Regions from separate parts of the Homo sapiens genome. Here regions 2 and 3 are each linked to region 1. Evidence: chromatin loops called from intact Hi-C (ENCODE). Cell type or tissue: heart right ventricle. All regions are shown on one strand. Links, peaks and the distances in the headings refer to the core of each region. The heading gives the core; the rest is flanking DNA. Region 1 overlaps LOC124904314 (a long non-coding RNA gene). Region 2 overlaps PIGN (phosphatidylinositol glycan anchor biosynthesis class N). Region 3 has its middle 14 kb from the start of LINC01544.

Region 1 (10,849 bases), core at 1,155-9,154:
CCTTCCACCACGTGAGTACACAGCAAGAAGCTGCCATCTATGAACCAGAGAGGGAGCCCTCACCTGACACTAAATCTTCTAGTCCCTTAATCTTGGATTTCACAGCCTCCAGAAGGAGAACTGTTGGGCCAAAGGGTAATTTGTAATTTTTACAGATGATGTCAAATTGCTTTCCATGAAAGTTGCACTATTTAACTCTTACCCCTTGTTATGATTTGAATGTCCCCTCCAGAACTTATGTTGACATTTAATTGCCATTGAGGCAGTATTAAGATGTGACTAAGTTATGAGGGCAAAGCCCTCATGAGTTAACGCCATAACCATGGGAGTGGGTTAGTTGTTGCGTGAGTGAGTTAGTTACTCCATTTTTCAGACTCAATTTTTTGAAAATGTCTGTATCTCTGTCTCTAGGGTACACCTCCTTGCCATGTGTTACCTTCTGTCATGTTATGATGCAGCAAGAAGGCCCTAATCAGTGGTAGTCCCTCAGTCCTGGACTTCTCAGCCTCCAGAACTGTGAGCCAAATAAATATCTTTTCTTCATAAATTACACAATCTGTGGTATTCTGTTGCAGCAACAAAAAATGCTCTAAGAAACCTTCAATTGCTGGTCCTCAGTGATAATTCTCATTATTGATATAAAAGTTGATTTTAAAAGATCTTCACCAACAGCATGTTATTAAACTTTTTGGTAACTTGCCAATCTTGTAGGTTGAAAAAACCTTGCCATCGTTTTAATTAGCATTTCTCTTTAATTTCCCTCTTCCCTATGAGTGAGGTTGAACATCTCTTCATTGGTTTAACCCATTTATGCCTGAGGTTGCAATTTTTTGAATTTTTGCAATCAGACCTTAGCAATGACCTTGAGCAGTAGGATATAAATAACTCCCACATGCTTAGCGTTCCAATAATGGAAAACTAGAGATAAATGGATTTTAAGACTCATTTGTATTTTCTTTGCTGGGAAGTTTGTTCTTATCCTTTCCTCATTTTTCTATTAGGTTTTTCTTTTTACTGTATTTGTTAGAGCTTTTTCTGTGTTAAAAAATTTAGCGAAAGTTATTGTTGCTGACAGTGGTTCACTAGGGTTAAGACCACTGGAAAAAATGGCATTAAATTATACTTTATGAACTTTAACATGTCATTTTACTGTTTCTAAAAATGAAAGTTATTTAGAAACATACCTATAATAACATTTATCTTCTTTAGTAATTGACAAATAGTGTTAATGTTGTTAGTGCTAGTACCTGAATATGCAGTTCACAGACATTGAGAGTTTGAGGAAAACTTAGATTATCTAATTCTACTCTCCCAGTTTGTAGAGAAGAAATTAAGGGCAAGGAGACTTGGTCATTTGGCTGCAACTATCAAAAAGCCAGGCTCAAACTGGCTTCCAGAATAAGAAAATGGATTGGTTCACCTAAAAGGAAGCCCAGAGTCAGTGCAGGCTTTGGGGCTGGGAGATTCAATCAGCTCAACAACATTTTCAGAAGCTCATGTTATTTTCTACCAAAGGGCAGGTGCCAGGGGTTGTCAGTAACAATGGGGGCATCATGGCAGTAGCTACTGCTTCTTTATTCTCCTCCAACAGGGGAGAGAGAATGCTGCTTCTGTAAAGCCTCTTGGAAGAATGACTACAAACCTTAGTCTTTACTAAAAGTCATTTAGTCATTTACTAAAAGTCATTTAGTAAAGTCATTGGTCTTTACTAAATCACATGACCCCTCCCCTGAGCCAATCATTGGGAAGGGGATGGCTCACCCTTAGACCAATCAGGATCACACCTATGGCTGGGGGTCAGGCCAGCTTCCAGTGTGTCACATGGGGTATTAAGGAGGGTCTAGGCACCTAAACAAAATCAGAAATCTGGGATATGTGAATATCATGTAGAATGGCAGCACTTAACCTCACATCGTTATTTTGACTTATAACATGTACAAAATAAAATAGATTCCCACTTGAAATCTGTATCAATCAATATTCTCCATAGAAACCAAACCAATAGGACACACACACACACACACACACACACACACACACAGAGAGAGAGAGAGAGAGAGAGAGAGAGAGAGAGAATTATTTTAAAGAATTGGCTCACACCATTGTGGGAGCTGGCAAACCTGAAATCTCTCCCTTTCTCTCTCTCTCTCTCTCTCTCTCTCTCTCTCTCTCTCTCTCTCCCCCCCCTTCCTCCCCTCCCTCCCTCCCTTCCTCCCTTCCTTCCTTTCTTCCTTCCTTCTTACCAAGTCTCGCTCTGTCTCCCAGGCTGGAGTGCAGTGGCGCCATCTCGGCTCACTGCAACCTCCGCCTCCTGGGTTCAAGTGATTCTCCTGCCTCAGCCTCCTGAGTAGCTGGGATTACAGCAGTGTGCCACCATGCCAAGCTAAAATCTGAAATCTTACAGCAGACCAGCACTCAAACTCAGGGAAGAGCTGATGTTGCAAGTCTTGAGGCAGAATTCCTCCTTCTTTGATAAGCCTCAGTCTTCGCTGTTAAGGCCTTCACCTGATTGGAAAAGGCCCACCCATATGATTGAGGGTAATCTCCTTTACTCAAAATCAACTGTAAATGTTAATCACATCTACAAAATACTTTCACAGCAACATCTAGTCTAGTGTGTGGCCAAACAACAAGGCATTATAGCCTAGCCAAGTTGACATATAAGATTAACTATCACATAATCTTTGTCCTCCAATCTTAATTTCCTTAATGTTTCTAACCTCCTACTTCCTTAAAATGGGTGGCTGTGGTGTGATTTCAGAAATGTAAACCTTAGCATGAGGGTGGAAACCACTATAGAAAACACAGAAATCATCGTTTTTCATACTAGTCCAAAGGATCCATACAGATGTCTCCAGACAGATTCAGCTCAATTTTCCAGATGTGAACACTTATACTGTTTCAGATTTAATCCATGGTGTTCTGCTGTGGGAAGGGGGGACTGGAAAGATGTTTTCTTTAGCATCTGCAATATAAGACAGAATGCAGTCCATGTCCCCACAAGTATCCCAAACAATGGGTCCAGGCTCAATCACTAAAGGGAAAAATTAGGGTTAGAAACCTTTACGTATGGTCTGTCTGAGCCAGCCTCTGGCTGACAAACCACTCATCCAATGATGGTAGTCCACTTGTTTGACAGCACTATGAATACATACAGTATGTTCTGGGCAGGTGGTTTGACAAATATTCCAGGGCAATTTATAAGATTTTAGCTCAAGCATCCTTCAGACTGTTTAAGGCCTGTTTTGGGTATTAGTGTGTACTTAGCAGATTATTAAAAAAAAAAAACTTTCATAACGTGAAATTCCTTTTTCTTCATAGGGATAATTTTAACCTGCTGGTAGTTTTCGTTTTTATGTGCTGTGATAGTGCTTGTTTATCTCAAAGTTTGTGTAAGGTTAGGCTGTTTCTACCCCAAAAGCCACTTCATTCCCTTGGCTAAAGCAAAGTCATGGGAATCAGTTACCCTTAGGGGGCAAAAACATACAAGCAAGTCTCCCATTAATGTTGAGGGGGAGTTTTGGGTACTAGCTGTCAGAGTTTCACCCTGCCTTATCTTAAAGTCTTCTTTCTAACTCATTGAAGACAAATAACACAGGGTGTTGGTGGGTGTGTGTGTTTATATGAGGGTGTGGGGAGAACACACGGACTTTGGGGAGCAGCCAATTTGGTGCAATTTGGGAATGATTGCCTTGTACAGAGCCAGCCTGAATAGTTTCCTTCCTCTGCGTATTTTAATAATTGTCAAGGCAAAAATAAAAGTGGCTGCGTTCCCTCTTTGGTGATGTCTCCGATCTGGAAGCCCTGTTGCTCTCCTGGGTCCCTCAGCGCCACAACGGACGTCAGTGGGAAGGGACCCTGTGTCCTTCGATGTCAAAGAGTTTCATCCCTATTTTAAGCCTGGGGTGGGGGAGCCCCGCTGCCAGGGGCAGCCAGAGAACCGATTTCCCCCTCCCGATGAGTCTGAGCTCTGGCAAAGTCTTCCGACAGCGCTCCCGGGAGCTTCCTAGGGATTGCTGACCTGACAGTGTCCACCGTTGAGGGGAGAATAATTGTGAACATCTATGCTGGCTTGTTTTAAAAAGCTAAGCGGCTGGCAGCGGGGCGTGCCTGTGGCCCGTCTTGCAGGTTCCGCGGCTGTGCAGTGAGTGCGCTTCTGGGCTGCAGGAGTGGGGCAAGGACGCCCCTCGGCCAGGTGTGGCTGGAGGCTGGGGAGGAGGAGAGCGCCCTCTGGTGGCCGAAAGAGAGACTGCCTGCGGGGCCCGGGCACCGGGAGGCTGGGTTTTCTCTGCAAAGAGCCTTGTCCGCAGATGGAAGCAAAGCAAACCCAAACTCCTTTCGGCTGCTGTGCTACCCTTTCTTCCGTTTTCTCAGGAGGGAGGATGATGGGCGCTGGGGAAGGAAAAGAAGAGCTAAGGATCTTCCTGTTTCTCCCTGGGGGCGAGCTTTTGTGCTGACTGAGGGGGACGGCTTTCTTATTGCTGACCCAAAGGTCCTTCCTTCTCCAGTGTTTGCCTAGTGTTTGAGGGGCGCACTTTCCTTTCCCCAGTGTGTCTTTTTTTTTTGCATGATCCTGCAGTGGCCTTCATGGTGTTGCCCCATCCAACTTTAATTCGGGGCCTCAAAATTGGGAGTAGGGACATAAAATGTGTGTGTGTTTGTGTGTGTGTGTGTTTTAGAACAGGCTCGAACTGGACTCTACCACCCCCTCCCACTGTGACGACTTCCCAGTGGGGGAGCAAGTCCCTTGAAAACAGCCAGCCTTTTGTTTGGGGTATTAGAGCAATTTCATTTCAGTCCTGTTCATTATTCAGAAAATTTTTTTTTAAATATCATTTATTACACTCTTTGCTTTTATTTTTTTGAGGCAGAAACTCACTGTCGCCCAGGCTGAAGTTCAGTGGCAGGATCTCTGCTCACTGCAGCCTCCGCTTCCCGGGTTCAAACAATTCTCCTGCCTCAGCTTCCCAAGTAACTGAGACTACAGGTGTGCACCACCACGCCTGGGTAATTTTTGTATTTTTAGTAGAGAACGGGATTTCATTATGTTGGCCAGGCTACTCTTGAACTCCTGACCTCAGGTGACCCACCTGCCTCGGCCTCCAAAAGTGCTGGGATTACAGGCGTGAGTCACCACGCCCAGCCCCATTATTTAAAATTTTGTTTAAACTCCTTGCACAGCTTTTTTCCTCAGGTGAGGCTGGAGCCATGGACCTGGCTCTGTGTGTGTGTGTGTGTGTGTGTGTGTGTGTGTGTGAGACCCATGCCCTTCCCATATTGTCCTAGGCTGGTTTCTCCAAAATGCAAGTCACAAGCCATTGCTGGCTCATAATATCAATTTAGAAAGTCACAATCTTTATTTTTCTTTAAAGGAGTAGAATGGAATACAAATTACAAAGTACATTCCAAGTAATAGAGTATGATTTCCTCAAAAAGCTGTTTCAGGTGTGTGTGTATGTGTGTGTGTGTGTGTGTGAAAATAAATGTGATAATAGATGTCAGCTGCCTGGAATTGTGTGAATCGTGTCATAATGTAAAACATTTACTGTGGGTCATGCTTAGAGAAGTTTGAAAGTCATTGTTTTAGCCAGGGGTGGTGGACATGCACTTGTGGTCCCTGCTACTCAGGAGGCTGAGGCAGGAGGATCTCTTGAGCTCTGGAGATGGAGGCTGCAGTGAGCTGTGATTGTATCATTGCACTCCAGCCTGGGTGACAGAGCGAGACCTTGTCTTTAAAAGAAAAAAAAAGAAAGAAAGTCACTGTTGTAGATGTGGCTTCTTGTTTGAGCAAAGGAAGGTGGGGTGCAGGGGAAGGGGAAAGGAGAAGGGAGCAGAAAGAGGAATCTTGAGGGACCCTCTGCTGCAGATTAGTGAAGTATGTCTGCCCCAGCCTTACCCTGGCCACTTCTGGTCCTTCTGCGGTGATGGGCTCCACTGTAGTGGTGTTGCTGTCATAGCTGGTGTTTGTGGTTGTTTAGGAGCTGTGTTCAGTTTCAGCTTCACTGAGGAGCTACCACGTTTCCAAGACAACAGGAAAAAACATCCCACTAAATACCATGTTGCACAAACTTTTTATTGGAATGTCTACAATCTTCCATGTACCTTTTTCTTTAGTCATATAATATTGTATGTTCTTGGCTTCCATTTCTCCCCACTGCAATATTCCTGCCATCTGGGGTCTCTTTTCCTATCACCCTGCAACTTCCCAAAAGCTTCCTCTGAGCTGCTGAATGGGAACCGACCCAAGCCTCCTCTGGACCCCCCACATTTGGTCTCCTTGGCTATTACATGTTTTCTTTCATTTTTCCTCACAGTGAAATGAGTGGTTTATCTGTCTCCTCTACCAGACCGTATTTCCTAGAGGATGTGGGTCACAGTCCAGTTGTCCTTGCATGCTTTGTAGCACTTTCCATAGAGTAAGTGGTGAAAATGATCATAGCACATTGAATGGCAAAAAGGAACTTCTTAGTCATCTCTTAGGAAGCATTTTCTATAATTGTCTGGTTGCAATTCAGGATTATCATTGTGTGCCAACAGCTGCAGGCTCATTTTAAATGTTGATTCTACAAATCCTCTCAAATAACAATGCCTTATGTTGACTTAGATTTTATAAAATGTCCTAGGTCACATGGTTTTGTTTAAAACACTTCTTTTGTCTTTGAAACAGCCAAGTGAAGTTCGATGTGGTAGATGTTACTTTCATTTTTTAGATGAGGAACTGTTCAGAAAGTGTAAGTGACTTGCCCAAGGTTCCTTGGATAGTAAATCACAGCTTGTGTTCTGTTCCTCTCACCTCTTTGCACAGAGCTTTGACATTCTTCTGTCAAGTCACCTTGCAAGTCTCATGCTTTCTGGGTAAGTAAATGCCATCCATGTACTTGTCCCGGGTCTTCAGTGATAAGTTTTGGTCCTGTCCTCAGCTGCTGGTGCCTCACTGAGTATATGACACTAGGCAAGCCATTGACCTGTTTCCACATCTCAGATCTTTCATCCTGAAAATAAAGATGACAATAGTTGCAGGCTGCCTCGAATGGCGTGGTGAAGATTAATGAGATGATGCAGAGAAGTGCCCTGAGCTTCTGGGACAAAAGGCTTGGTAGAAGCACAAAGTCTAATTATAATTTTCTAACATTTTCAAAGAGCCCTCTGGAAAGGCTAGCTCTTGCTTCTAAATTTGGAGAGGATGCCTGCCTGGGACAGATTGTTTTCTCTCAACTGGCAGCCCCAGCAGCCTCCTGCTTATGCTGGCCTTGATGGTTCTGCTCTGATCCAGTGGCACTCAGTCTACCTGGATCCCATTAACAGTAGAAGGTACAGTCCCCAAAAGTGCCAGCCCCTGATCTTCCATGCCTTTTGGATGGAGCAAGGGTAACCCACTTTGGACAGGCATCAGATGGGGTTCAGTTATTCTTAGGGAATGTAGATATAGTCCCTGGTCTAAGGATGGGAATGTGACATAGATTAGGGAGAATATAAGAAGTCTGCTTGGACCTTCTAGGAAAAATTTTTCCTCCCTAATAAGAGGAAGTCACAGAAAATCTTCTAGCCCTATGCTCAGCTTCCTGCCCTTGAACACAGTTTGAGATCTGAACCTTGAAGCTGCTGATGCCATCTTACAAACCAATGGGGAAGCCAAGAGAATTCAGCAACATTGGCCCAACGCCATTGAGTCCCTTAAACAGCATGGCATTTCTTATTTGTGACAAAAACAAATCTTTGCTTAAACCATCATCCGCATGCTGCTTCTGTTCCTTATAGACAGATACCAGTAGCTGAACTGATGGCTGTGTCAATCATGGTGTGGTTGCTCAGGTCCAGGGGGCGTTGCAGATTATCTGACCTGGAGTGTTACTGTAGAGGTTTTGGAACGCTGAATTTTACACAGAAAATCTTTGGCTTTGCTCATTTTCTACCCTGCTTTGTTTTCCTTTGGGCTACTCTTTCACCTAGCTACTCATCAAATGATCTATCCTGAGTGCAGGAATAAAATCAATACTAGAGCCAGTTTCCAAGTAATAGGGAGGTAAGCTTTGACTTTTCTCTTTCCCATTTCTTTTTAGAATTTATATAAATTTAGGGTGTACAGAAGCAATTTTGTTACATGTGTACAACATGTAGTGGCAAAATCTTGTTTTTCAGTGTAGCCATCACCCCAATAATGTACATAGTACCCATTAAGTAATTTCTCATCACTCTCCCCTCTCTTGTCCCTCCACCCTTCTGAGTGTCCACTCTCCATCAGCCCACACTCTTTGTCTATGCATACACATTATTTAGCTCCCACTTATAAGTGAGAACCTGAGGTATTTGATTCTCTGTTTCTGACTTGTATCATTTCTCAGCATTCGCATCCAGATATTCAGAGCCCTCAATGTCCCTGACTCTGTACCTTGTTTCTCATCTCCATCCAAACCTCTCTCTCTGACCTCTTTGGTCTTCACAGCCCCAACTGTTGCTGGCCTAAGGGGTCACCTTCCCAGGTAGTATGGCATTTTCACATAGTGGAGATGACTTGGCCAATCATGAAGCTAGGCACCCTTCTCTCGCCCTTTTCTGTTCTATCTAGTCTATCCTCTGCTCATAAAAAAGTTTTCAAGCATCTAGTGCCTTCTTGGTGTTCAATAGGGTACCATTTTTAATCCCAGGGGACTCAGTTGTCTTATCTCTGAAATGGAGATAACAGTATTTTGTCTGCTCAGAGACTGAGGATCCCGTCCTCTAAGCTCTTTGGATTCTTTCTGACTCCACAGTGCGTACCTAACAGGGCACTGTTAGGGCCCTGTTTGTCTTGGCTCTATGAAAATTATTACCACTTCAGTACCCTGATCAATGCTGTGATGGATTTTTTAAAAAGTCTTGATAAAAGAGGTTTATCTCCCCCAGGGTGTTTGCATTTTCAGAGATAACATGTGGGGGAAAATGTTGAAAAGTTCAAGACCTTTTCTGAAGCCCAATGCAGTCAGTTATTCTACCCTTGTGACCAGCCCATTCCTAAAATGAGTACATGAACATCCACAGTCTGGCTTTTAGTTGATTTTCTCTTCTTTCAGATTCACTGCAGATTAGAGTACCCAGAATTAGCCAAGACCTTCAACATTTAATGACTAGCCATGGAGAAGAAATAAGATGAACTGCTTGTCCCAGAAAGCGATAGAACTTTGAAAGCAGCTATATATTTCCTAGCTACCTCTAAAAAATGGAGCTGTCTTCATGAGACCTGTAAGAAGCCAACAGGTAACTTGAGATATAATACTTAAAGGAATGGCAAAGTAACTGATCTAATTAAGACATCCCCCAAATATCACAAAGTAGGAAGATTGATGCTGAAAGAGATGCTTTGAGCACCATTGGTTGCCTGTAAGGAGTATGATTTCAAATGGCAAAGTTGACTGGAGAACCTCCTAGGCATTAAGTGGTTTTCAAGAAGACTTTCTTTGGCTTTCTCTTTGTTCATGAAACAGAAAACTGTGTTTGGGTTGCATTCCAATACAGAGAGACTTAGTCCCTATAAGATTGAAATGTGCTGGTTCTTAGGTAATTAGGACTCCTTCCCAGCCCAATCGAGAAAATTGGCTTTGCCTTATGCTTGGAAAGAAAGTGGAACGTAAATGGAAGCCAGTAGATATTTCACCTGCCACTCAACTCATTAAGGTTAATAGCAAATGAATAAACAGAAATTCTGTTGAGGGATGTGGCATGTGTACCCAGTCATTGGTGACATGGCTATGTGCACACGGAGACTTGCTCTGTCAGATCAGTAGGATAATTTTAGCTTTTACTTTTGCCCCTTAGATCTGAGGTTTCTCATTCTGTCCTCAGTGATTAATGATGTTCTGTTACTTCAGATGCCCAAAACCTGGCTCTGGCAATTGGATGTTCATTTGGTTGCCCTGATGTAATCATTGAAGGGAATGGCGTTAATGGACCGTGGAATAGTTGGCCTCCATATGTGGATGGACTGACTTATGTGGATGGACTGACTTAGACTGAATGTTAAAGTGACCCAGTTTATTGTTTGATAATTGGCCATGAAGTGAACCAACACTAACGTATTTGGTGATTCAGTTATTCTAAATCACTGTTTGGTATGAGATGAGAGAAGAATGGGAATAATATCTAGTGTTAGTTCTGTAATTTTGTTAAGTATTTTTGAGGCCCTGCTGTGGGCTGAGTGCTGTTCTAGGTTCTGACAGGGTGTTGGAGGAGAGATTAAAAGGTGAACAAGATATTGCTTCTGATCTTGATGTGTTTTTATCTGGAGAAAGAAGACTTCGGGCCTCATATCCTATTTTGCTCAACTCAGGGCAGAGACCCGAGAAGCATTAAGATTTAAAATGCAGGAACGTGTGAGATCATTGCATAAAGACTCATTATAAAAATGCCAAGCAGTCTGAGAAGCAGTAGAGAGAACATAATTAAAAGACACTGTTTTAGTTTTCTAGGGCTGCTGTAACAAGGGAACACAAATTGGTGGCTTAAAATATCAAGAATTTACTTTATCACAGTTCTAGATGCCAGAATCCAAAATCAAGGTGTCGGTAGAGTTGATTCCTTCCTGGAGGTTTAGAGAAAGAGTCTGAAGATGCCTCTCTTTTGGCTTCTGGTGGTTGCTGGAAATTCTTGGCATTCCTTGGCTTGCAACTGCATAGCTTCAACCTTTACATCGGTTGTCACATGGCCATCATCCCTCTATGCCTTTCCATCTCTGGCTTTCTTCACTTCTTATAAGGACACCAAGAAATACTGGATTAAAACTACTCGAGTATGACCTCAGTTTAACAAATGACATCTGTAATGACCCTATTTCCAAATAAGGTCACATTCTGAAGTTCTGGGAATTTGGGGGTAT
Region 2 (10,849 bases), core at 1,157-9,156, 550 kb before region 1:
TGGTGAAACCCTGTCTCTACCAAAAAATATAAAAATGAGCCAGGCATGGTGGCACCTGCTTGTAATCCCAGCTACTCGGGAGGCTGAGGCATGAGAATCACTTGAACCAGAGAGGCAGAGGTTGCAGCAGTGAGCCAAGATCCCACCACTGCACTCCAGCCTGAGCAACAGAGTGAGACCCTGTCTGAAAAAAAAAAAAAAAAAAAAAAGACAAAGAAAAAACAAAAGAAAAGAAAGAAAGGCTAGTTAGGGAAGGACTCTTCGTCAAGGGTTCAGGTGCACACTGCTACCCCTTTTTCCACGTGGCATGGTAACTGATCATAGACTTCCCCTATTTTGATGTTCAGTGTCTGCCTGCACATACATATTCAAAGCCACTGTGTCCTCTGGGGGTCTGGCGGGATGGCTGATTCCCATGTACTGGTTCACCCACTCTAGAGCATAGTGACCAGCCCTGCCTGTAGACCTGTCTGGCTAAAAATCACCACTTGCTAAAAGCCTGCAATATGGTCAAAAAAATCTAAGATAACATGAGAAATGGACTCTTGAGGTCATATGAAATTCAAGGAACAGAACCAAACCTAAAAACATTAAAATTCTCAGAAATATTTAAGAAACTATTGCATCCATAAAACAAAAGCAGCATTAACTTTGCAAAATGTAGAAAGGTACTAGATGCATTAAAAATAACTTCTACATTTAATAAGAAAATAAATATTTCATAAGAATGCAACAAAAAACTTAAAGATAAGTTGTATAAGAATGGTCCAAATGAGAGGCAGATCCTCCAAATTAGAATAGGAAGTGAGTGGACCTCAAACTAAATGAAATGAATTTTAAGTAGTAGATGGATTGAGTAAGAAGCTGGAGGAAATTAAGGACATGATGTATACATAGAAAGCATACATTTCTTCATCCGCCCGCCCATCAAAAAAAACAATGACAATCAGAAACTTAAGGGAGAAAGAAACATTTCAAACTTTACAAGAAAGCATGCTTCAAATATAAAGCACCCTCAGATGTGGCATGATTTTGAACAGTTGCTAGGAGTGTGAGAAAGGGAATTCATTTGAACATTGTCATGTGGATCAAGGCTTTAAAGAAATAGATGAGAAAATCTAATTGTAGCATAAAACTTTGTTTTTCAGTGGACAGTATTTAAATAGTCATGTGATATAAGTATTGGTTTTCAGCTTTTAGAGTCAATCCTTGGACAAAGCAGGGAAGAATGAATTATGATTACAGAATAGAATGCAAATGTTAGCAGCCTTGAAAATGTACAAGTGCAGTTAACAGGTTGGAAGGCAGAGAGGGAAGGAAATGTACATGGAATAGTAGCGGTGCTATTGTCTTCATGAAATAGAATATGGAGAATTTTATCTTTAGTTGAATTCGTCAGAGGTTTAGGTATTAGTTTTTGTTTTGTTTTGTTTTGTTTGAGACTGACTCTCGTTCTGTTGCTCAGGCTGGAGTGCAGTGGCGCAATCTTGGCTCACTGCAACCTCTGCCTCCTGGGTTCAAGCAATTCTCCTGCCTCAGTCTCCTGAGTAGCTGGGCTTACAAGCACGCCACCACGCCCAGCTAATTTTTGTGTTTTTAGTAGAGATGGGGTTTCACCATGTTGGCTAGGCTGGTCTCGAACTCCTGACCTCGTGATCCACCCACCTCGGCCTCCCAAAGTGCTGGGATTACAGGCATGAGCCACCACGCCCAGCCTTAGGTATTAGATTATGAAAGTAACCAAGGTCACCAAAAGAGGAGGTAAAAATGTGATATAGCCAAATTGAGTGGGGAGGAAAGCCAGAGACAACAAGGGGTCAACAAAAAGTACCCCCAGTCATCAAGTCAAGAAAAAGTAAGAAGAACATGTTTTTTAAAAATGTAGGCAAGTACCGGAATAACTAAAAACAAACACATGTAAAAGTTTTTGGTCTGGGTTGGTGAACTGAGAAATGAAAAAGAGTTATTATGCCCTTGTGTAGTGTTTGATTTTTAAAAAATATGTGCATATATTGCTTTGATAAAACTTATTTTTAAAAGTATGTTTATCAAAATAAATAGATATTCTAATCATTGGCACAAATTCAGTAGAATATGTAATTGGAAAAGGATACTATTCATAATAGAAATAAAATACCCAGCAATAAAATAATGAGAAATGTATATTGTAAAGAAAACTGTCAAATTTTATTAAGGACATAACAGGCAATATAAACAAACAAATGTTGGATAATACTGTTCAATACTGTAAAAATGTCGGTCCTCTCCAAATTACTTACTGAATATGGTATTATAACAAAAGGATTTTTGTATAACTCAAAAACATAATTTTAAAATTTATATCAAAAATAAATTCTCAAGAATAGCTTAATTAGTTTTGAGAAAGAAGAACAAGATAAGAGATTTGCTCTGCTAGATAACAGAACACATTCTAAAGCTATTATAACTCTAAAAAATGTAGTATTGATGCAGGCCAAACATATAGATTTAGTGGAACTGATTCGTGAGTACATAAAGAGATAAGATTCACTTGTCTACAACGTGCACCTTGACTTATGATGGGGTTACATCCCTAAGTTGCAAATAATGTAAGTGCAAAATGGATTTAATACACCTAACCTACTGAACATCATAGCTTAGTCTAGCCTACCTTTAATGTGCTGAGAACACTTAACATTAGCCTACAGTTGGTCAGAATCATCTAACATAAAGCCGACTGTATAATAAAGTATTGAATATCTCATGTAATTTATTGAATACTGCATTGAAAGTGAAGAACAAAATGATTGTGTGGGTACTCAAAGTATGCTTTCTACTGAATGCATATCACTTCCATGTTAGCTGAAAAATCCTAAGTCAAACTCTCATAAGTTTGGGACAATCTGTATATGGGATTTGGTTTTGACTGAAGGTAGTGTTTCAAATCAGTAGGAGAAAGATTTGTACTAAGAAAATTGACCATTTGGAAAAAATAAGGCTAGCTCTTGTAACCTCATTTCATTCACAAAACTAAATTCTACATTGATTAAAGAACTGAATATTTAAAAATAAGTAAAAGTGTGAGGTCTATAAAATATAAAATTTAACAGTCATATGGAAAAGATATTAGCTAGCATCATAATCAGAATTTTATTTTATCATTTTTTTTTAATAGAGATGGGATCTCCCTATGTTGCCCAAGCTTATCTTGAACTCCTGGGCTCAAGCGGTCTGCCTGCCTTGGCCTCCCAAAGTGCTGGGATTGCAGGTGTGAGCTACTGTGCCTGACTGTAATCAGAATTTATTAATTATATCAGTTACATAAAATTGGAAAATATACCAGAACCAGGTGGAATACTAAATTGAAAATTATTTTTTAATCATTTAGGGAGATGTGAACCACAGAAATTATTTGTTAAATTATTTTTAAGAGTATTTAGTTTCACTCATTAAAAATTTCATTCCCCCTTGAGGTATTTTGAAATAGAATATTTAAGGGCATTGACTAAATGTTAGCTCTGCATTACAAGTCTTTAATGTTTGGTGTTATCAGAAAAAACAGTTATCACCATTTACTGAGTACCATCGACCCTTTATTTCTTTAGTCCAGTGGGTTTTTTTCACATTAACATCATATATTTCTTTTTAATCACTTTTATATATGCACATAATGTCAGCATGTCTTCTTAGAAACTATATCAAGTAAATGTGGGCCTATAAACATAAAAGATCAAAGAGTACTGTTGTCACACATGCTTTTAGCAAAAAAGATAACCCAGGTTCTTTTCACAAACTATTGTGTAATAAAGTCTTTCCTTTTGTATAAGCATCATTTTTTTTTGTTCTTAGAAATATATTGTTCACTTGTCTGTTCTTAACTTGAGAAAATTCATCTAGGACATTGGCATCTGAAAATTCATAGTATCAAAATTTTCGTGACATGATTAATTTCACCAGCATTATTAGATTTTAGTTTAATGGTATCTTCACCATTTTTCCATTATCTTGTTCAGTCTTTTCTAGCATAGTTATGAGTAATTGGTGAATAATAAAATAATTCCTAGGGTAATGAAATAGCAAATGTTTCAGGACGTAGGAAAAATAAAATTGCCAAGATTCTTTATCTTAGGCTTGTAAAAGGGTCTAACAGGGCCATGTGGTAATTGCATATCCTATTTTTTTGCAAAAATAAATAAATTTTCTCTTTGATATTTTAAAGACCTCTAAAAAGAATAAAAGTCATAAAACATCCATTCTGATAAAGAGAACTGCTAAAAAACAAACACCTGAAGCTAAAATTGGGTCTGGCAGACCCTGGTGATGGTATGCTGAAGGATGACCAGCAGGTGGAGCTACATGACCAGGAGAGGCATAAAAGGATCACCCATCTGTAAAAGGAGGAAAAACACTTTATGTTTAAAATTGTATACTTTAGAGGCTGGAGTAAGACAAGAAATAATTTAAAAGAAAAAATGCCACAGAATAAGAAGAAAGCAAAAAAGATCTCTTCAGAGATATCTTAGGGGGAAGAATACGGAATTGGGAAGGGGATATATACCTTGCCAATAGAAGCAAAAATATTTGTTACTTTTTTATTTGAAAATTATTATATAAATTTGATAAACAAAGAAATTTTAACAAAAAACTGTATTTTCTACTAAAATGGCAACAGTATTTGGTTTCTCTTATAAAATTTGTTTCTTTTAGCTGATAAAGGCCCTTCCCTTAGACCCAACTTAAATACTAGCTTGTATGTGAACCTTTCTACCAGTTTACCTATCTGATTTACTAATTATTTGTAAGAAACATAATTTTCTGCTTCAAAACTGAAATTTATCTTTAAAAAAAACTTCTGTGCATCACATACCTACATAGAAAAATATTATTCATTTATTCACTTATGACATGAAGGGTGATACGATTCTATATCATTGGTCATGCTAAAGGAATGAAAATTATTCTAGAAATAACTTTTTATCCTGCTTTCTCTGTCTTTATACTCTTAAAATATTTTTCCCTTTAAATAGACATTCTAAAAAGGAATAGACAAGTATTACTAAAATATTAGGTCATGTGTAGATGAAAGCAAAAAAAATTTGTAACAAAAATCAGAGTAAGAAAGGGCAGCATTTTAGGAGATCTTGTCCTCTAAACACTAGCTGACCCTGAATAATTGATAAAATTCTTGGTAATCCTAAAATGTGGTTTACCTTATTCTATAGTATTAAGTAACCATTAAAAAAATGAATAGTAACAATTACAGCAAAGTAATGTGCACAGATTAAGACAACTCATTTCTCTCTTTTTTTTTAACTTAAACATGACATGTTTATAGATTCTTTAAAACTTGATATTTTCAATAAAAACAATTTAGTCAATAAAGGAAATTTTTCCTCACAAATTACTATGTAGAATGTTGTATTTCAAACATGTTGCTTTTTAAGTTAATACTTCATTAGTTTATCCATATCTGTAACTATGCATAGATTAAAGGGAAAATGAACAACAAATAGTAAAACCATCACTTTTCCTTGTGGGCAATCTGAATTTGGGCAGTTGATAGGAAGATATATTAGTTTTCTAGGGTTGCCATAACAAACTACCACAACCTACATGGCTTAGCATAACAGAAATACATTCTTTCACAGTTCTAGAGACTAAAGTCCAAAATTAAGGCTAGGAGTCCAAAAGCAAGGTGTCACCAGAACCATGCTCCCTCCAAAGGCTTAGAGTAGAATCTTCCCTTGCCTCTACCTAGCTTCTGGGGGCTGCAAGCAATCCTCGGTTTCCTTGGCTTGTAGCTTTATCATTCTACTCTCTATCTCTGTCATCAGTGGTCTTCTTCCTTGTGTCTCTGTCTCCAGATCTCCCTCTCAAGGACACCAGTCACTAGATTTAAGGTTCACCCTAATTTAGTATTAATGTGCTTTAGCTTGATGATGTCTACAAAGACACTATTTCAAAATCAGGTCACATTCCCAGATACCAGGGGTTAGGACCTTTTTGGGGGACACAATTTAACTCTCAACAGAAATTAATAGTTTACATTTGTCATCATTTCAGCCATTGCAGAGTAATTATCTTACAATGCTTCATTGATTTACTTAACCAGTATTTATTGTTTTCCTACTGTGTCCCAGGCACTATACTGATGTTGGAAAAGATAGACGTAGTGCCTGCCCTTGTTGGACACAAAGTCTAATGGGAACATATAGACAGTATAGCAAATGATACAGCATGATAAGGGATAATTCAATGTATTATGAGTGACTGTTTTTGTAAGAACAGTTGAGGAGCACCAAACCCACAGATGAGGGATGCAAATTTATAGGAAGTTAAATAAGACAACTTCAGTGAAGGCAGTGTTGGAAAGAGAACTTTTGATTTGTTGATACCTCAGAGAGCAGCTGAGATGGAGACGCAAGAAGTCTTCAGCTCAACGCACTTCTGAGGTAGTAACAGCCAATATACTAGCTTTCATTAACTTGACACTAATTGCTATGGGCTGCAGTGGGTCTGAGACAGCTAAGAATGTGGACTTAAGGTGGGAAAGTATGGCAGTGATGTGCTAACAAGAGACTCAGCTCTCTGAGAGAGGGAAAGACTCCCATTAATAGCCTTTGCCAATTTCATTGGTATAAATACGCTCACTATGATCAATCTCAAGCTACCAAGGATGATGCGACTAGAGAAAGGGAAGAGTTGTACACCATCTGCTCTCGGGAGCTGGTGTGAGCAGCCCTCAGCACGCCACTGAGGGAGGGAGAGAAGGGAGTAAGGAATTGAGGCAAGGGGAGAGAAAGCCAGGTGTTGAGAGCTAATAGAAAGTGCTTTCCAATATTGGCTTTGCATTGTCCTTGGAAGGGAATTTTGCAGGGAGTGAGTGGGGAGATCTGCATTTCCAATGAAACATCGTTGTATACTTATATTTTAATATTTCTTTATGATGACTTCTTATTTTGAAGCCAAATAGAAGAAACTTAATAGTTTATTTTTGCCTTACATTTTTCATGTTAAATATATTAAAGAAAATGTATTTTAGCTAAGGGACAGTAGATGCAAATGTAATAATAAAATATTATAGCCCTCTAGAAATAATGGGCTTATAGAATTTAATGAATATTTTAAACATTTTATTAAAATATTTTAATGACTCAAAACCCACTTTTGTAATGTGAAAACAAAGGATAATTTTTTCCTCATATCAACCTAAATGAACTCTTCTACCTTTTTTTCTTTTCTTTTTTTTCTTGATCTCTGTGGCTGCATGTGAGTATCCAGCTGTGCCCTGAGCTAACACTGTTACCTATGCAGTGATTCTGGAGTTGGGTAGCTTTTCCCCCTGATCTCTTATGGACCCCATCTGTTCTAAAGTTCCTTGTTTAAATGTAAAATACCTTCCGTGGCCTAGTGGTTTTAATTATGTTACTAGCTCTGTGGTCTGATCATTTAGGAGTTTCTTTGGCATTCCTCCTGGCTGGCTTCCAGCCATTTCTTTGTTTATACTTTTTACCACAAGCAAATCTCATCATCTCCAAAGATGATATCTCTGAAAGTCCTCAGTTTGTCACACCAGTCACAAGTATCTGAAAAGAGGGGAAGAAAATAATCAAATCCTTTTCCCCAAGTTTGAAATTCAGGAATTTTATATATTTTTTTGGTAATGTCATGAATAGTATAGTGATTTTTAAATGTATAGTTGTTTTATATATGATATTTTTAAATTCAGGAATAATTCTTGTGGGAATTATAAGATGTTTTTGACATTATAAAAGTGGGAATAAAAAATATTTTAGAAGATAAATATCCTAAACCAAGAGTTAGAAAATTTCATAAGGATTTTTCATAAGTTTGTTGGTATGTTTTCCATGTGTAGTTTCCCATGCATTTTCTTGTTGGGAAAATAGCACCATGTATTTTTAATTGCCATTTCCATCATCAGTCCTATCTTCTCCTTCCGCTATTATGTATGTTTATTATGGCCTGGATAATTGGAGTAAGAAAAATGCCACAGGATATAGGTCCCAGCTACTCAGGAGGCTGATATGGGAGGATCACTTGAGCCAAGGAGATCAAGGCTCCAGCGAACCTCAGTCACACCACTGCGTTCCAGTCTGGGTGAAGAAGCAATACCTTGTCTCAAAAAACAAAACAAAAAAAAAACACACAAAAAAACCAGACTGTTGCAGTTGTTCAAGCAAATGATAAGGTCTTGCACCATTGCTTTCCTCATGACTACCCGCTCACAGTTATTATGTACTTAGTGTATGCAAGGCACTGTTTTAAATAATTTATCAGTGTTCGCTCATTTAATTCTTAAAACAGCCTGATATGGCGGGTACTGTTATTACAGATACTTCGGCTGCAGTGGTTTGACTTAGGATTTTTCGACTTTATGATGGTGTGAAAGCTATACGCATTCAATAGAAACCATACTTCAGCAACAGTATTCAATAAATTACATGAGATATTCAGCACTTTAGTATAAAACAAGCTTTGTGTTAGATAATTTTGTCAAACTGTAGCCTGATGTAAATATTCTGAGTACATTTAAGATAGGCTAGGTTAAGCTATGATGTTTGGTTGGTTAGATGTAAATGGAAATTGACTTAAGATATTTTCAACTTATGGTGGGTTTATTGGGATGTAGCATTATCTTAAGTTGAGGAGCACCTGTATCTCATTTTCACATGAGGAAACTGAATCAGAATGATACTTCCCCCAAGTAACAGAATTAGTAAACATTGAAGCTAGGATGGAACCCAGGCAGTCTGGCACAGAATCTATCACTAACCAGGGTAAGATTTATCCTTCCCAGTGTCCTCCTTGAGAAATACTGCTTTAAGATTGACAAGATAGGAATGGAAGGAAGTTAGGGGTTTAAGGTACAATGGAAGTTGAATCATTAAGGTACAATGGAAGTTGAATCATTCAACAATTAAGTTGAACGGATGTTGGACATATATTATGATTTACTAAACTGCTGCTCATAGGATGAGGGTCAAGTTCAGTTGTGGATCTGCTGAGTTTGAGCTGTCTGTAGAACAGCATCATGGTGTGACTGTATAGACAATCGGAAATCTGAATCTAAAGCTCAGGAGCAGGAATCAAGCTCTAAATATAGATTTTGGAAATTATCCATACCCTAGTATTAATTGATGCTGTGAGGCTGGGTGAAATCCCTCAGTTAAGGATACTAGAGGCTGGAATATTGGGCAAGGACAGAGGGAAAGCGTAGGAAGTGCTAATATTGTTTTTCCCTATTTTTACATTTTGTAAAATAGATTTTCAATACATGATGAAACTGGGATGCAGAGACTTTAAAAAGTTCACATGAAGCTTTTAAGCACATATAAGCATTTCATTACAGTGATTTTTATGTTCCTTGATCATAGTTTACACTAGTTCTTTTGCTCCAGCCTAATAAATCACTCAGCACCTGTAATATAAAATGATATTTTCTGTGGTAAAATTTTAGAAAAATGACATAAACTTGTCAGTTTGCAAACACTATAGTGTTTACCATGAATTCATGACATCAATATTTAGTTTATCTGGCAGAATGTAGAAAAATGTATTAATCACTAGAAAGTATGATAATTATTATTTAAATGTTATATATGTTGAAAGAATCTTAGGACAAACAGGTGAAGTCTTATGGTATTTTGTGATATATATAATAATATTTTTGAAACTGCTTTTGTTTGTTAATAAAAATAGAAATTGCATGGAGAAATTGCTTGGCCAAAAATAGATACAATGACTGATCCAGATACTCTTGTTTTCAGATTTTTTTCTCATGCTGTTTTAATTGTAAACTGTTATACAATTGGGTTACTAAAACCCTTGATGGGTTCTAGTAATCACCAACTAGTAAGTCATAAAACTTTTGTAACTTACTGTATTTCAGAATTGTTATTCAGATTTTCCAAATTATTCTTTGTGAGTTATGTATGATGTCATGAAAACACTGATTTTTGTGTTTTTCATTCGTATTTTAAAATATTTAGTTATTCTAGTTTTATAACTTTAACATCCCATTTTAAAGCAAGACTTAAAAAAGTTTTTTCGTAATAGAATATACACCAAACACAACCTTAGTATTTATCAAAGAAAAACAAATTCAAGTTAGACATACTTTTTTCCATTTTTGAAATTAGCAAAAAAGATTTTTATATGATTATGTTGCTAAATGGACACAAAATGCTGTTGTAGTATACACGTATATAATCACTCTTTTGGAGAGTAAATTCCACACTGTAAAGAACCTTAAAGTATTTAAAATCTTTAACCAAGCAGTTCCATCGTGTGATACAGAACTTCAGGAAGTGAATGTGAAAAAGTCTTTGCCCCAAGGTATTCATCCTAGGATTGCTTATAATCAAAAAAATGGAAAGCCACATAATTGAACAATAATAACATGTCTACTAGAAAGACTATGCAACCATTAAATGTTCTGTTTTCAGATTCTAATATGTCTTAGAATAATGTTTATAATATAATCATCAACAAAATGCAACTTACAAAGTTACACATTTGGTATGATTACAACTACATTAAAAATTCGTGTGTGTGTGTGTGTTTATACACATATATACAAACGTGTATATTTATATACACATATGTACAAACGTGTATATTTATATACACATATGTACAAACGTGTATATTTATATACACATATGTACAAACATGTATATACACATATGTACAAACGTGTATATTTATATACACATATGTACAAACGTGTATATATACATGTATGTACAAACATGTATATTTATATACATGTATGTACAAATTGTATATTTATATATAAAGGGAATTTAATGAAAAATGCTAACATTAGTAAGATATGTGCTCTGGCAGT
Region 3 (10,849 bases), core at 1,329-9,328, 150 kb before region 1:
AAAACAAACAAACAAACAAAAAACAGAGGTGCAGTGCTATATAAACATGTCAGGGATGTGCTCAAAGTCACACGGCCGAGAACTGGAGAACTGGCAGTGTTGGGATCCAGACTCAGATTTTCAGACCCCAAGTCGGTTTCTCTTTCCATTATGTCTCATAGAGAAAAAGATTATTTTTGTTTGTTTGTTTGTTTGTTTTCATTATTGCTAGTATTATTTTTAGAGACAAGCCTGGCTCTGTCACCCAGGCTGGTGTGAAGTGGCATGATCATAGCCCACTGCACCATCGATCTCCTGGGCTCCAGCAATCTTCCCATCTCGGCCTCTCAAAGTGTTGGGATTACAGACATGAGCCACTGTGCCTGGCCACAAAGATTCTAAGGCTGGGTGACTGGGAGAAATAGAGAGGCTGAGAAGGAAGCAAAGAGGGCTGAGGCCAAGGTACTGAGGAGCAGTGGATGGAGGCAGATAGTGAAAGACTGGTGGGAGCGCCCTCAGATGGAGGAGGAATGAGCCCCTGAAGGAGTCCTTTCCCCCACGTGTGTGGATGACATCCACTCTTCACATGAGAGAGGCACAGCCTCTCTGTTCAGCAAGAGTCAGGCTCGCCAGGCTGTTGCCTAAATCTAAGGACAATTCTGCATAGGAATCCAAGGTGCCCCTACAGCTCACTCTCCAGATGGCAGATTTCCTTGGGCCCTTCCTTCTGTTTGGGGCATCCTGTTTCACCCTCAGACTGCCTCCATTCACAAACAAAAAGAGCCTCTTGCCCTAAACTTAGCTTGGGGAAAAGGATTTTTTCATGCATCAAGGGAAAAGAGGAAACCAAAGCCATAGAACATATTTCCGTTGGCTGTGTCCCTGCTGACATGTGGTGATTCATCAGAGTGTGACACAACAGACCCTTTATGGTGATTAGCACTGGCTTGTTGAGCAAAGTCTCCTATCTCAGTATCCTTTTGCTGTTTCGAAAAACAAGTAAATAAATAGGATAAATAGCACATTCTCTATGGATGTCCACAACACCATAGAATGAGAGCGAACACAAAACACCCTATGTTGGCTTTTTTATTTGTCATCACTTTTTAATTTAGACCAGTGGTTTCCATTGCTCCTGGGGAGCCTTTTAAAAATACAGATTCCTAGGTCTGGCCTCTGCTGGTTCTGATTTTGTAAATATAAAAAAGAGCCTGTTTTCCTCCAGAGAGTCGGCAATGTTTATGCTGAAAGAACCTTTGCTCCTTTGTTCTAGGACAGGCTACAGGCTTGAGTGAAGAGAGAACTTTCCTTATGCTCTTTGCCAATGTCCATGTGGTCTCATTTGATTGGAGCCACTCATCAGATTAGTGATCTTGTGCCTCCAGGCCTGGGCTAGCTCTGTTCTCCATGGGTGCTTTCCCAACTTTTCCATCTGGCCTCAACCTTCTGTTCCTAAATTGGCCTTGACAGATTTAGAAGGTGCCTTGGAGACATATCTGTGCCCAATGAACAACTTAACTTGGCATGGGTCTCTGGGCATGAGGGCTGATGGGCCAGAGGATAGTCTGGGTTTCTGAAAGTAGTGCATGACAGAGAAACTGACCAGGGAAAGAGATTTTTGGGAAACACATTTCTGAGGTTGTCTGGGAGGTGCAGACAAAATCTGGTAAGTTTTGAGGCGTAAAAAGCAGCCTGGAACAAAGGGTTGGAGAGGTTGCAAACTTTATTCCCATTTCTGTATTTTAATTCTTCTTGCTTAGCTTCCAGGTGAACTGGATATATCCCTGGGCAGGCAGTGTACATCTTCTTAGAGCCTTACACCTCAGTGTGAATGAGTATATTAGATTCTCTCCTGAAATTGGGAAAGAAAGAGAGAATGATGTTTCAGAAAGAAAATCAGAAGAGCAGGTGGTTGGTGACCAGAAGGCCGCTCTGGGTCTTCAGCAGCTTTGCCTGGATATGGGGAGGGCACGGGGCACAGGGCACCGAGGCAAACGAAACAGGGACCTGGGCTGCCATGTTCTCTGGGAAATGTTTCATGTGAGTGCTCTGGGTAGAATGGATACAGGTGCATCTCCCATCCCTTAAAGTCTTTTTCTTTTTGGCATCCCTCGGTAATGTAATTTTGGAAACATGGAGAAGTTTCTATGTTTCAAAAGTAGTAGGCTGTAGGTTTATATGGATTATACAGGAAATAACATTGTCTTCGCTGACTCTAGAATTTTTTTTGTTATGGTAAAATGCATATAACATAAAATTTACTATTTTAATCATTTTAGGTGCATACTCCAGTAGCATTAAGTACATTCACATAGTCATGCAACCATCACCACCACCCATTGCCAGAGCTTTGTTACCATCCCCAGCTGAAACTCTGAACCCACTAAACACTAACTCTCTATTCCCCACTCCCCCAGCCCCTAATAAGCACTGTTTTACTTTCATCTCCATGAATGACTCTAGAATTTTATAACTTGGATCCTTTAAGATACAAATCCTCCAAGATACCCAGAAGTAATCCTTGGTAAATTCAGGTAGATTCTTGGATAAAATCAATTGCCTCCTCTGGTGTGTTTTAGCTATTTGTGTCTCCAAGCACCCTTCACTGTAGGGTTATCTTCTCCCTCAGTCCTCCCATCAAGAAAGCTTATAATGCATGGGTTTACAAGCAGGAAGTGGAGAAAACTGGTGCCTCACAGGTGAGCCCAGGAATCGAGGAAATCCTGAATGAACCCCTGAAAGGTGGCCTTTAGTCACTGGGCCAATTGTGAGCTGTTACCCCTAGATTTTCCTTCTATTTCATCTCCTCCCTAGAGAATCCTAAGACCAACCAACAACAGCAATATCATCAACAGCCCTGGCGAGTTCTCTGCCCGTAACCCTCCCTTCATAATGGGTCTTTTCCCCTTCATGGGCTTTGAAGAAAAGCCTGTTCTGCTCCTGCCTTTGTCTTTGGTCTCATTATTTCCCTTCTTCATCAGGTGGGTGCTGAAGAGAAGAGCCCAGGGCCCGTATTTGCAGCAAAGTTAGATCACGTTCATCCAACTGGGAGTTGAGTGTCTTGGCTGCTGGCTGGTGGGCCTACTGATCTGATTAGCCATGAGACATCTCTGGGCAGTTTCAGTTGTTTATGCATACACAGATGCTCATGACCTATCTGATTTGAAAACCACAACAACTAAGCAAGGCAGATCACTTTAGCTTTGCTGTGAATTGGCTCTCTCACCAACCCTCTAGCTCTCAGGGAGGCAGGTTCAAGGTAGCTAATAAGTAACTGATTGTAATTTTTATTTAGCTACGTGAATTTAACGGGCAGCTTAATTGCAGTTGTAGAAGTGAACCACGTAATCACAAATTGGGCCCTTTACATCTGTCACTCGCCACCAAGAGAAATGCTCTGAGTGGAGATCCTTATTTTTGTTTGGGCTAATACTGAATCAAAGAGGTTTTTAAAGTTAGAGAGGTGAAAAGAACGAGGTGCTTTTTTTGGTTGTTGTTCATTTTTTACATGCAGAAACCTTAAGATCCAATCTTGCCTGAGCCAACCAGCAATTCTTCTGTTCCCTTCTGGGTTCCTCTGTTAGCTTTTCAATGGGTATTTAAATCCCAGCTACTGAGTATTGATCGACCTCCTTGTTTAATTACCCAGCAGAGTGCATTCTCAACCAATCCATTTTGCTCCTGAAATGCCAGCGTGCAGCTTGGGAGGGAGGAGGGGATCAATTAATCCTTGTTTGCTTTTTAATTCCTGTTCCGAACATAGTACATTCACACGCAGGTTAATTTTTAAATCCTCTCCTCTTACTTCACTGCTTTAATTCACCCTGGAAACCTCAGTGACCCTAAAGCTCTATCAAGTTCTCCTTATTGCTTATGCAGCCTCATTAAATAGTTTAGCAAATACCTGACTTGGTCATTTCCCAGGCTTCTGCTGGGAACAATCGTCCAAAGTCCCTTAATTTTTTTGTTCCTGTCTGAAGTCCCTTAGGGCAGAGGTGTTCAGGAACTGCTGACACCTCTCCATCTTAACCTCGAGTAGAAGGGAAAAGGAGGGCTTCTTTGTGCCATTGGAGGGCTTGTTCCCGGGTCCTCTTTCTCATCAGAGCTAGCAAATTTTGAGTCCAGATTCCATTCTATTTGAAGGGCTTTGTGAAGGAAGAATATGTGTTAGATATTGGGAGCCCGTAGACACATAAAGAGCTAAAGGATCAGGGCATTGCATTTTTCTGTGATAGTTTAAATGTTGATAATGACCTTTCTAGGCATATGAACAAGATCACATCCTTTTGGTTTTTGTCTTTTTAGAGACAGGGTCTTGCTCTGTCACCCAGGCTGGAGTACAGCCGCGCAGTCATGGCTCACTGCAGCCTTAACCACCTGGGCTCAAGTGATCCCCTTGCCTCAGCCTCCCGAGTAGCTGGGACTACAGGCGTGCACCACCATGCCTGGCTGATTTTTATACTTTTTGTAGAGACAGGGTTTCATCATGTTGCCCAGGCTCGTCATGAAGTTCCGAACTCCAGGGATCCTCCCTCCCTGACCTCCCAGAATGCTGGTATTAGAGCATTTTGAGCCACCATGCCCAGTCTATGCTTTTTTGCTCCATGCTGATTTTTAAACTTAAATTTAAGCTCAAAATATTTAGATAATATCAAGAATGGCAGTCAGCAGAGGGAGTGAGTCTCTTCTATTCTTGATAGGCCATCACTGATCCTCCTACCTAGCTGGGAGTATAAGGAGCCCATGGTGGGGGAGGTTTGGACATTTTGAGCCCAAGCACATGTCTCAGCCTGTAGAAGAGATATGCTGAAGGCATAGATTGGCTTGATTCTGGTGAGCTGTTAGCCACATTTGAACACATCAGCTCCAATGCAGTTTGCTTAGGCACAACCTTGAAGTCGAAGATCAGTCAGAGGAGCTTTAAGGAGCTCTACTGGGAATCTTTTATTGCATCTGTGAAGTCTGCCTGTATTTGGCTAATGTGTGTTTCCTTTCACCTGATAGAGTGCAAAATGCCTTTGAACCCGGGAAAGGATCCCTGAGGGATGAGAGTGCTCCATTCTTTCCCAGGATATTAATGTCGTGGGACTTGGCTGCTTTCAGCTTCTAAACAGTGTGACTCCAGCTAAGAAGCAGGCATTTGACCTTTGGGGGCTTTGATCTTGTATTTTTCTGCTGGTGCATTTAATATGATACCTAAAAATAAACAGACTAATGGGGACTTTTTAAAATAAGGCCACTCATAAATATCACAAAACGCTTAGGAACAAACAACTTCCAGTCCTTCTACTATCTGAGGGAGAGAGAGGCTAAATGGTGATTGCAAATGAGGTTTCCCTGTTATGATTCCTGATCAGGGACAGCTGCCCCCAGGTCCCATAAGCTATGCCTAATGCAAATATGACCCTTTTCAAATTGTTCTGGAAGGTGCTGATAGCATGTAAGAGATGTGGAAAGGTTGCATTATGTATGAAAACACATATTAAGCTGCAGTATAGACTCCATGAATTCCAAGAGGCCAGGCTTTTCACTTTCAGTTTTACGGGGCTCCGGTGGAGTTTCTTACTGCACCAACTCATCCTATTTCCAGGGTGTTTATGTCTTTACTCTCATAGCCTTCCAATCTTGTCCAAAAGCCACCAGGATAAAACAACAGTGGAGGCGCATTTGTAAACTGAAGGCAATTGATTTAGAGTAAAAAAATAAAATGCCAAGCCCCTGGGGACCAACATGTGAAAATATTTTGGTGGCTTCAACAGTGAAAACAAGTTTCAGTGATATTATACACATAAATATTTGTGTAGCAGGTTCTGCACCTTTAATATCCAGGGCAATAACCCAGATTTTGACTTACGCAAAATCTGAGTTGTGCAAAACTGCGTGGAAGGGAACGATTGCATAAGCAGGGATGTAACTGTTCCATTACGTGGTGGGAACTGAGATTGAATGAATCAGTGTATTAGTGACTAAACCCAAAATTGGAAAGGCAGGAGAAAAATCCTACACACACACACACACACACACACACACACACACACACACACACACTTGTTTGTTAATATCCTCTGCCTCAACTTCAATTCTGCTGAAAAAGGGCTTAAGAAAGGCTTACCTACCAGTAATTTACTTGGAGGCATACATGATCTTTAGGAGCAGGGGTGAGGGACGGGGAGGGAAAGCCAAAACAAGAATGCATTATCTAGTAGTATCTAGTATCTAGTATCATTGACACAAGCATCTCGTTCTCAGTCCTGCTGGAACCTTCTGAGAAGCTTCATAAAATGCCCTTAAGAACTGGCCATTAAAGGGGCCGGGGGGAAGCATTTATCCATGAACCCTGCTGTCACTAAACCCCAGTCTGGGTGGCTCTTTTGAGCAGCTCCTTGTTAGAGATGCTCCAGGGCTGGAGGCAGGAGCCAAGGAGAGAAGACCTGGCATGAGGCACCCTCTGTGGCCATATCTGTGGGAAGCTGGCAAAGCCCCAGTGGACCTGGTCACCATGGCCATGGCCAGAGCAGGGGTGAGGCCAAGAGGAACCGGAAGTGATACTGCATGTGACGTGCCTGAAACACACAGGGAGTGGGGGCAGGGAGGTCAAGAGTGACCTAGGCTTCAGAGTGGAGCAGAGTGGGGTTATGAGGAGCAGGAGGCCATATCTAAACGCCAAACGCAGCACATGATGTGACAAGCATACATACTGTTAGAGAGACAGAAGATTTATGTGAAGATGGGCATCTGAGTGCTAGGAAAAATATATTAAAGATGGGGATTCTCCTGGAAATTTGAGGAGATATGTCCTCAGAACAAACAAAAAAATGGTACTCCATCTGCTGTTAATTAATTCAGTAGGACCTGGGGCTGAGTAAGGAAGCAGATCCTCTGTAACTGTCAGAAACAACTGGGGCATCAGCATATCCCAGTCAAGCCCGAACTGTGGCCTGAGCTTCCTGTCACCAGAGTTACCTGATCTGGAAAAATTTGTCTGGTACACTGAAGATGAAATGGTGCCTCCGAACTGTGGATGCTTCCCGCTGGAATGGCTGTGAGGCACTTTCTGTTTTTTCCACCCTTCCTTATAAATGAAGACAACCGGGAATCTGAGAGGGGTAGTTCCCATTGCTGCTCAGTAAAGAGGCAGAAACTAGAACCCAAGTTGTTAGTCAGGGATTGTGTACAGCCATAAAAAAAGACAACTGAAAAGCAACATCTTGAACAACTTGGGGGTTGGTTTTTCTCTCATGACGAGAGGTCCAGAGGTAGATAGTTGCTGGCATTGGTTCGGTGGTGAAGGTGCCAGGCCACATTCTCTGTGACTCTGTGGCCTTTCCCTCAGGATCAGTCAGAAGATGGCTGTTGCAGGAAAGCAGACTTGCCGTGAGAAAGGCGAGGGCTCAAAAGCCCAGCCTGACTTCTGCTTAAATTATATTCCTTGGAACTGTATCACATGGCCACCCTTATCTTGGAGAGTGGCCGAGAAACATAATTTCTTCAGCTGGGTGCTTTGCATTACATCAGGTCTCTCTACTAAGGAAGAACTATAGAATGGGTACTAGGTAGGCATTTAGTGTTCTCATCTGCAGAGGAACCCCAGAAAACCATCCATGTTTTTTTCCCCTCTGGATATTTGAGAAGAGACAGATGTGATGAAAAGCTGTAACGTATGTGCCAAATCATGCCGTCTGTGGTACTTGGCTCGAGTACCACTGGCCCAATCCTACTAACCACAGGACCTCGACTGTATTTCCAGAAGAAATTATTTTCTAAGGCAGATTAGTGCTTTAACAAAACAATGAACATCACAGGCAACCTTCACATGGGAACTTTCTCCTTTTTACTCCCCAAAGACCCAAGAAGTCTGGGAAGATGGTCCTCAGAAGAAGTCAGAGGTGATGGTATGACATTCAGAGGTTAAATTGGAAATAATTGGAAACAATTTTCATGTGAGCTGCATTGTTGCTACTGAGACTATATTAGGGGCTCACTATGAAATGCAGAAGCTAGGGTGTTCATTTGCATCAGGAGAGAAACAAACAGACGTTCCATATACATTTTTCTGCCTAAAACGGGAACAGTTACATGAAGCAAGTAACGCAGGAGAAAAAATAACTGGAGTAAATAAAATGCTAGAAAATCAGGAGATGATGATGAAAGCCAGCAGCAGTTTTTCTCAGGCCAAATTTTGGAACTTTACGTTGTTTATTTCCCTCCACCAGAGTCTGGCTGCTGCTCGGCAGATGTCATTACACAGTATACTGGTTTGCATTTCCAGGCAGTCTGAATTAGCAAATTATTTGTCAAAATAATAAGAATGCCTTTCTCTTGCCACAGACTGGGTGAAAATATTTGCAAAACACATATCTCATAAAGTATTTAGAGTGTATAAAGCACTCTTACAACTCAATAATAAGATAAACAATTTGATTAAAAATGGGCAGATCTAAATGGAAATTTTACCCTAGACAAATGATGACAAATAAGTAAAAAGATGACAAGTGAAAAGATGCTGAATATTATTCATCATTAAGGAAATGCAAATTAAAACTACAATGAGTTATTAGTGTACTTTCACTGGAAAAGCCAAAATTAAAGTGATTGACAATACCAGGTGCTAGTGAGGACGTGGAGCTATGTGCTTGTGTACTGCTGCTGGGAACATAAAATAGTATAGCTACTCTGGAAAAGTGTTGGAGTTTCTTACAAAGTTAAACATATACTTTGTATATGACCCAGTAATCTCACGTATTATTACTGATAATAACCCCAAACTGAAAACAATCCAAATGACCATCAATAGATGAATGGATAAATGTATGCGGTAAATCCATACAGTGAAATATTACTCAGCAATAAAAAGTAATGAACTATTGACACATACAAGAACATGAATGAATCTCAAAAGCACTATGCTAAGTGAAATAAGCCAGCCACAAAAGACTAAATGCTGCATAGTCCTATTTATATTGTAGAGGAAGAAGAATAATTTTTTCTTCAACCCTCATAGGATCTTAGCTGAAATAGAACCCTGTAACTAAAGACAGATTAACAAGAGAAACACAAGCAAGTTTATTCACAGGCATATTTCATATATACATGAGAGACACCCAGGGAATGAGTGTTTCCCAAGGATTTTAAAGAAGTGATAAGACAGAAGAAAGGACTTTGAGTATTTAGGGGTGGCAACTTGTGGGAAGGGAAATAAATGGCAGATAAAAGCCAGTTGTTAATGCATGTTAATTTAGATTCCTCTGATAACCAACTCTAGGATCATAAGGGTCTAAAGTTATCTTCAGTGATTAACCTTTGTTCTGCCTGGTATAAGGGAAGGCAGGTAAGATACTTTTTTGTCTTCCTAAGTTTATGTCCTGCTTTTAGGCAAATAGAGGAAGGAGAGAGAACTTTCCCGTATCTGCTTCTTCTTAACTGCAATTCAGCAATCCTTCATATTTTGAGGGTGGTATATTCTGGTCTCCCACAATATGAAGTTCTAGACTCAATGATTACCAGATGCTGTGAGTAGGGAGCAGGGATGGACTGCAAAGGAGCATGAGGGAACATTTTAGGGTGATAGAAATGTCTATGTCTTGGTTGTGGTGATGGTAGGTAACTATGCATTTGTTGAAGCTCATCACACAACATGCTTAACATCGATGAATTTTAATGTATATAAGTAATACTTCAATAAAGCTGATTAAAAATGCCATGCCTTTTTGAGCAATTGTTTGAAACCTCAGCTTATGGGTAGAACATCAAAGGGAGCCATTTGTCAACTTGTGGGTTGTAGAAACCCCCAAGCTTGCCAAAGATGAGCATTAACTTCTCCCAACACAAAAGCCATGATCTGAAGCTCAACACTTGGGCACGTCCACACTTTGCAGCTCAGTTCATAGCTGGGTCAAGGAGGAAGAGGCATTGCTGGGAATAAAGTGTTGAAAGATAATTTTCAAAAAAAAAAGATAAATTCTTGACTCTCATAAGGATATAAAAATGAACTCATGTTAAAGTGTTTACTTTACTCATAATGAGAGAACCCAGCAGATGTTATGCTCAGTATGGAATAAGATAATGAATAAAATGTAAAAGAGTAAAGGCATTTTGAAATGAATGTGCAAATGGAGGCAAAATTGGTTTTTCCATGGTGGGGAGGGTATTCCCTGCCCCAGTCAGAATTCATTTGTGTGTCTACAGAAAAGATGATCCTGTGTTCTTGTCAGTCACTTATGCTTTACACAGTTATAGAATAGATCCCATAGAGTCAGAATCAGATTATGGGGAAAGATATGTTATAGACAGTGTCTATTTTTCCATTGAAACACAAATTTTGACTGGGTGCAGTGGCTCATGCATATAATTCCAGCACTTTGGGAGGCCGAGGCCAGCAGATCACCTGAGGTCAGGAGTCTGAGACCAGCCTGGCCAACATGGTGAAAGCATGTCTCTACTAAAAATACAAAAAATTAGCTGGGCATGGTGACAGGTGCCTGTAATCCCAGCTATTCCAGAGGCTGAGGCAGGAGAATTGCTTGAACACACGCGAGGCAGAGGTTTCAGTGAGCTAAGGTCATGCCACTGCACTCCAGCCTGGGCAACAGAGTGAGACTCCATCTCAAAAAAAAAAAAAAAAAAAAAAAATATATATATATATATATATCTCCCTACCTAAGGACTCCAGAAAGTCTTCCTGGAACCACAGAGAAAAAGGCAGCTGCCTTTTTTGTTGTAGACTTTGCCATTGCCTTTTATGGCACTCTCGGGCTCTAGCTCCACTCTCCCAGTGAATACTGCAGCAAAATTCCCTTTCCCCCTGCAGAATTCGTTTGTTAAAGAACATTTCAATGGGATACAAATTTATTTTTCTGAACACTTTGGATAA

Evidence for each region. Peaks named below come from ENCODE experiments on the same cell type or tissue, not always from the same donor. Only the 100,000 strongest peaks of a DNase experiment are listed, where the experiment ranks them.
Region 2: a loop joins it to region 1, with 2.7 times the contacts of the local background. A loop is called at or near these places in 42 of 110 quality-filtered maps.
Region 3: a loop joins it to region 1, with 2.2 times the contacts of the local background. A loop is called at or near these places in 6 of 110 quality-filtered maps.

The regions. Positions count from the first base shown.
Region 1 is chr18:61,575,413-61,586,261 of GRCh38, reverse strand. LOC124904314 (a long non-coding RNA gene) reads left to right here. Exons shown (of 7, transcript XR_007066395.1): 5 at 412-516; 6 at 6,806-6,855; 7 at 9,051-10,849. Among named protein-coding and RNA genes, the nearest start is that of LINC01544, 170 kb to the left of the region's middle. In heart right ventricle, for the core only: CTCF peaks have their summits at 4,021 and 4,224 (motif pointing left); DNase peaks (open chromatin) are centred at 3,931 and 4,231; H3K4me3 peaks cover 1,280 bases; H3K27ac peaks cover 3,711 bases.
Region 2 is chr18:62,124,980-62,135,828 of GRCh38, reverse strand. The region is part of intron 14 of PIGN (phosphatidylinositol glycan anchor biosynthesis class N); the gene reads left to right. Among named protein-coding and RNA genes, the nearest start is that of PIGN, 57 kb to the left of the region's middle. In heart right ventricle, for the core only: CTCF peaks have their summits at 4,115 and 4,314 (motif pointing right); a DNase peak (open chromatin) is centred at 4,324.
Region 3 is chr18:61,728,721-61,739,569 of GRCh38, reverse strand. No RefSeq gene overlaps it. Among named protein-coding and RNA genes, the nearest start is that of LINC01544, 14 kb to the left of the region's middle. In heart right ventricle, for the core only: no CTCF peak of the experiment used is centred there; no DNase peak of the experiment used is centred there; H3K4me3 peaks cover 876 bases; H3K27ac peaks cover 7,366 bases.